Regions from separate parts of the Homo sapiens genome. Here region 1 is linked to region 2. The links are chromatin loops, found by intact Hi-C in ENCODE. Cell type or tissue: Calu3. All regions are shown on one strand. Links, peaks and the distances in the headings refer to the core of each region. The heading gives the core; the rest is flanking DNA.

Region 1 (2,934 bases), core at 324-2,823, 220 kb before region 2:
TTGTGTTATTAAAAACTTTCAGTATGTTGACTATACTGGTTTCAAGACTAGTTCACCTATAATTATTTTTGTAAAAAATCACCAGATGATACAAAATCTAACTTTCATGGAGTATTTTTATATGTATTTGGGAATCCTAAAAGTAACATTATTATGTTATTATATTTTAATTACTTAACCTAAAATTTTACATGAAATTTTTTATTTAGGAAACAATATAAAAGTAACTAACTTTTAAAGAATTACTCTTTACAAAATCATTCATTAGAAAATCTGTAAGGAAACATATATTATAATTTTGATTATAATATATGAATTGCACACATATAGTGTATTTAAAAACAAATAAAACCATTAAAGAATGTAAGTTCCACCTGAGTACACAACAATATTTTGTCAAAAGACAAAATTATAACAAATTTAGTTTTAATATTTCATTGCTTTTATTACTGATGTATAAATTGGCCATCTCATCTGAAGAACAGAAAAGTGCTCCACTGGATATGGCAGAACAGTTAGTTTTTATAAGATAGCTTCAGAAGGAACAACAATAACTACAAAAATAGCACATACAAAAAGCAGATTGGTTAACATCAGGTTACTTTAGATTGCTTTCTTTGCAATGGTTAAACCAGAGGGGACTTTCTTATCATGCTGGCTAAAACTGGCCTGTGTGGGGATTTGGCTATCATTTCTCCTCTGATTTCTCAGAAGGTCAGATAAACAACTTAGTTTTGGTTTGGTGATGTGGAAATTTAGCATGAGCGACTCAATGTTGGTTTGGTTATTGAGAGTTAGTACAGGAGCTGAACCCAAATCAATGGTTTCTCATAATTTTTTTTAACATTTCTCATTCTTAACATTTAATAATTTTGACAAATATGAAAAAAATTTAAATTATCCTCAAACACTGATTACTACAGAAACAAATGGAGACTTGAGCAGATGTTAAAACATTAAAAGGATGATTGAATTTTAGGGGAAATGTCATTAGTTATTCTAGTCCAACATAACTTCAGGATACATAATGGTTGACTTGACTGGTATCAGGTGATAATTTTCTCCTAGCTGGCTTTGTCTGATTATGCTACTGCTGATTTCTGGCCTTCCTACTGTCTCTGAATGATACCTTCCTACTGTCTCTGAGTATCTAAAGCCTACTTCAGCTTCCTGGTCAGGTGCGTTTTCTCCATACAGTGATTCCTGATTGTACCAGCCTGAAGTAATTATTTCTTCCTTCTTCTATGGTCAACTTCACTTTAAATACATGAGGTTGTCAGAAAAATCACTTTGAATCAGTGAAACATTGACTAGTATATGAATATGTGAATATGTGAATGTTTCTGTTTGTGAACAAACATATTTTAATCATGTATAGTATATCTAATTTGAATCAAACTACAACAGAGTTACAAATAACCACTTTGCAGAAGGAAGAGGATGATGACATTTTGAATTCCATTTTAATGATGTCACCTGGATTCTTTATTTCATGTCTGTTTTACAGCTGTTACATACAATGCATAGTATAAAACACTAAAGGGCAAAGACTCCAGCAGCATTAGTGATTATTGCTATAGGTCAGTTTGCCCATTTACCATTCTAAGAAAACTCAACTATATCATTTTAAGTAATTACTTCTATGGATAATGCCTAAATGTATGTGTTTATACAGATGATAAATCTGCCATATAAATGAGTTAAGGATACCTGGAGAGCACTGTTAAGTGATAATTAGTGTCCAGCTTTCAAACATTATCCTTCTCTTTACATATCAATGGGTTGTTAATTTATTTGTAATAAAATCGATATAACTCACTTGATTTCATCTATAAAGAATATTGTCAACTTGCCTCAATGCCTTTAGAAATATCTCTGCTCATATGCATTGAAAGCATCAAGAATACTTAGTTCTAAGATTTTCAACTCAAGCTATTGTGGCGTTTCCATGTAGAGACTAAAGACCAGAATTTCTCATCTAATAAATCTTCAATTTATTGACCCTTCAAGCTATATGCAGAATGAACAATGTTCTTTTTGAAAGCCTACTTATAAGCCTGTTCATTTTATTTGTGTAGTGGCTTGCATTTGTGAATTTTCTTGAAGTTTTATGATAGATATAATTCTAAGACTTTAAATCTCTCTATGGCCTTTAAATAAAGATCAATTGTTTAGTTACTAAGTTCTATCAGCTAAAAATTACCACAAAAAAAAATGAGGGAAGAATTTTCTATTGCTCAGTGTGATTGAAAGACAGCTGAGGAAAAAAATATGATGGATTTTCATCTCAGCCACAGTGGAGCAATCACTAAACTTTTTGTATCTCTCTTTATTTATTTATTTATTTATTTATTTATTTATTTATTTATTTACATTTTTTTAGATGGAGTCTAGCTCTGCCGCCCAGGCTAGAGTGCAGTGGCACAATCTCAGCTCACTGCAACCTCCGCCTCCCAGTTTCAAGCAATTCTCCTGTCTCAGCCTCCCAAGTAGCTGGGACTACAGGCACCTGCCACCACGCCCAGCTAATTTTTTTTATTTTTAGTAGAGACGGGGTTTCACCATATTGGTCAGGCTGATCTCAAACTCCCGACCTCAAGTGATCCACCCACTTCGGCCTCCCAAAGTGCTGGGATTACAGGCGTGAGCCACTGCACCCGGCTTGTATATTTCTTTAAAATGAGGATGTCAAATCAAATAACCTTTAAAATTTCTGTCAAATTTAACATTTTGCAAGGACCTACAGGATACAGAAACTCTATCTGTGACTACTCTGACAGAATTTACCAGATTCAAATAAAATGAATAATTGTACTTATGACTTTGAAAAAAAGGTCTTTTTAAATTTTTTTTCTTCATTAAGTGCCTCCTTTTGTCATTACTGTCAGTGGCATAAATATAAGCATCTCTAATATGTTAGTTGCTTTCTCTATG
Region 2 (2,934 bases), core at 201-2,700:
CTTGAAATAGACTGTTCTGTGATTCAATTCTAGGTCTGCCATTTCTATGTAACATATGTTTGAAAATTGATAGCATTAACTCCTGCTTCAAAGGGTTGCCAGAAGAATTAACGAATATAAAAGTGCCCTGATTATATTACACACAACAAAAATACCTATTATGTAAATATAGATTAACTAGATATAGAGAGAAATATAGACATAAGTATAGCTTAGATACAGATACAGCTCTTTCTTGATTAGCAACACTGAAAGTGCCCTAAGGAAATCCGTTAGACCCTCTGCTTTCTCTTGCTCTCTGTCACCGCATCCAACTCTGCCACATTTTGTGGGCACTTGCTGCCAGTAAAGAATAGGCAGTGGCCAAATAGTGACAGGTCGCCATCCCTGTTATGGTGCACAGTTAATCACAGTTATTGTGCACCATTCCATAATTATTTCTTACCACAAGCTGTGGAATCATCCTGCAGTAGTAATTGTGTGATTCCTTACATCTGATTCCTGCCTGGCTTGTTCATCTTCCATGATTGCACCAGCCAATAAAGAATAGTATGACCAGATCGTATCTGTGCTTTATAAATTCAGAGGAAGAGAGTTTACTGTGAAACTGTGTGATTCACTGGGTAATATTAATTGAGAAAGATGAAGCTCTGATATGGGCAGGGTAAATGTAAATTTTTGACTGATGAGTAATCGTTAGTGGTTTACTTTCAGGCATTTAGGCAGCCAATTAATCTCTGTTAGATTAATCTTGAATGAACTTTGAATGAATGAAGCCATGCATTCATCTAGTAGAAGATCTTCAGAAACTGACAGATTCTATTACTTAGAGAATCAGTATTTATATTTACCTTGAAAGCATGGAGATTTGAATATATCAAAAGCAAATATTCTAAAAAAATTCTAATGGAAAACTATGCCTGATAAGATGCTTATTATAATGTAATGAAAAAATATTTAGGAAATATTCAAAAATAGGAGAATAATTAATTAAATGTGTGACTCAGTGATGACTTAACTCTTTAAATGAAAATTGCTTCTCATCCCACAATGCTGACATTATCTTCTTAAAGAACTCAGGTTACACATGACTTCCCATCTCTACTCCCTTGTATACTTTATTGTGGTATGTTGTCCAGATTGCGACACCACCACTTTTTGGACTGAAGCACTCATTGTCTCAGCCACTGGAAGTACTGATAGCTGAATTCTTTTTGGCCAGCCCTACTCTAGTGTTTCCTTTTCCCAATCCACGACGACTCTGAAAGGTTATCTCAGTTCTAGAGCTCTGCAGAGGATTGGTTGAGGCCTTTGGAGTTCAATTCTCCCAAAGTCTGTCCGGCTCCAGTCAGGTGTTGGTCTGAGAGCATTCTCCAACCAATTTCCTGAATGCAAATTTCTTTCTCAGACACTGCTACTCAGGGAACAGGATCACCAAATTGCCTGGAGTGGTCACTTTTAAACAACCTGTACTGACGCAGCTCTCACTCCTCCAAATTGGGGTTTCAGCTACTGAAACCTGGAAACTGTGGCCTAAGTATTATTTCAAGTTCTATGAAGTATGTTGTCATACTTACAGCTTCACTTGCACTTTCTAATTTTACTTTTCAATAAATTAAATTGGAATTTAAACTACACAGAGGCAATAATTTAGGAAGATCAGTAAGTAAAAATTAAAAATGCCTTATCTTAGTTCCATTCCTATTCAGGCTCAGGCTCTAAAATCAGTTTAGCTGGTCTACTTTCATAAGCTTTTAATTGATCTGTCTGTCCCAATTATTTTCCCTCTCTAAACAATCTAATAAAGTCCTGAGATATAAATAATTCTTTAATACACACCCCGAAATTTGTCAGCTCAAAAAATTGCAGTAGTCCCAAAATGTCCCAGGAGTAAAGAAATAAACCCTGTATTATTCAACAACCTGGACCCAACCTAACTTTTCTAACCTAATGTAGATTTTGGTGTTTTTTTTTTTTTTTTTGGTTCTTACACATAACTTTTATTTTCTCCATTTCCAATTTCCTATGTTTCATTTCTTTAAAAATGTCTTTCCTCTATTCTAAAAGGCATGAATATCTATCAGGTGGAGTCCACATCAGACACCACTATTTTTGCAGTCTTACTGTATCTCTCTGGCCAGAGTGGACTTTTATTTCAAGCATCATATTTTATATTTGTGGTTTTCTTATCAATTATAACATTCTACCTTATATCAAGACATTAGAGGCCGTGCCTATTTATCTTTGCATCTCCCACTGTGCCTTCTTATAAAAAGTACTCAAAAACATTTTAAAATAAATCATAGAAAGTGAAAAGACATAAGAGAAATATACCATACTTGACACAGAATTTTTTTCTACCAATGAAACACCCTTGAAATATATAGAATCATTTTACTGAGTCAATAGTTATTGTTTATCTTTATTAACTAAAGCTGTTTTTCTCTTGCTGACTAAACTTTATGTCCTAAGTATAGCCCATTAATAATGTGTTTTCTTCAATATGCTGCAGCAGTCATCCATAAGGGAATAGTCTTAGCAATGCCTGCCACTCATGTTTTATCTCATGAGCTAAGATGCAGGTTTGAGGTATCACTTTGCTCACGTTAAAATATATCAATCAAAGTTATTTTTATGTATTTGGAGCTCACTTTGGCATATCAACAATCCAATTGCAATTGAGCCAGATTATGAAGCACCCAATTGCTTGATAAAGTATGCTATACCTTCAGAATTACAAGTAGATTTATATTTACCAATTTATATTCCTCGGTAGCCAAAGGAAAAATGAAATATGTTTTCTCAATTGCTGTTTTTATAAAACTACAGAAACAGGAGAAAAAAAAGTTGAACTTCAGCATTTTTTGGTTTGTCAGTCTTTGTCAATTAAATTTTTATTATTGTTACTAATACAATTTGCTTCGGGTAACTCTT

The links. Hi-C counts contacts between places; a loop is a spot of excess contacts. Peaks named below come from ENCODE experiments on the same cell type or tissue, not always from the same donor. Only the 100,000 strongest peaks of a DNase experiment are listed, where the experiment ranks them.
Region 1: it touches region 2 in a loop (2.0-fold over the local background); 1 of 110 quality-filtered maps calls a loop at or near these places.

The regions. Positions count from the first base shown.
Region 1 is chr12:60,193,406-60,196,339 of GRCh38, reverse strand. No RefSeq gene overlaps it. Among named protein-coding and RNA genes, the nearest start is that of SLC16A7, 600 kb to the right of the region's middle. In Calu3, for the core only: no CTCF peak of the experiment used is centred there; no DNase peak of the experiment used is centred there.
Region 2 is chr12:59,971,402-59,974,335 of GRCh38, reverse strand. No RefSeq gene overlaps it. Among named protein-coding and RNA genes, the nearest start is that of SLC16A7, 380 kb to the right of the region's middle. In Calu3, for the core only: no CTCF peak of the experiment used is centred there; a DNase peak (open chromatin) is centred at 1,175.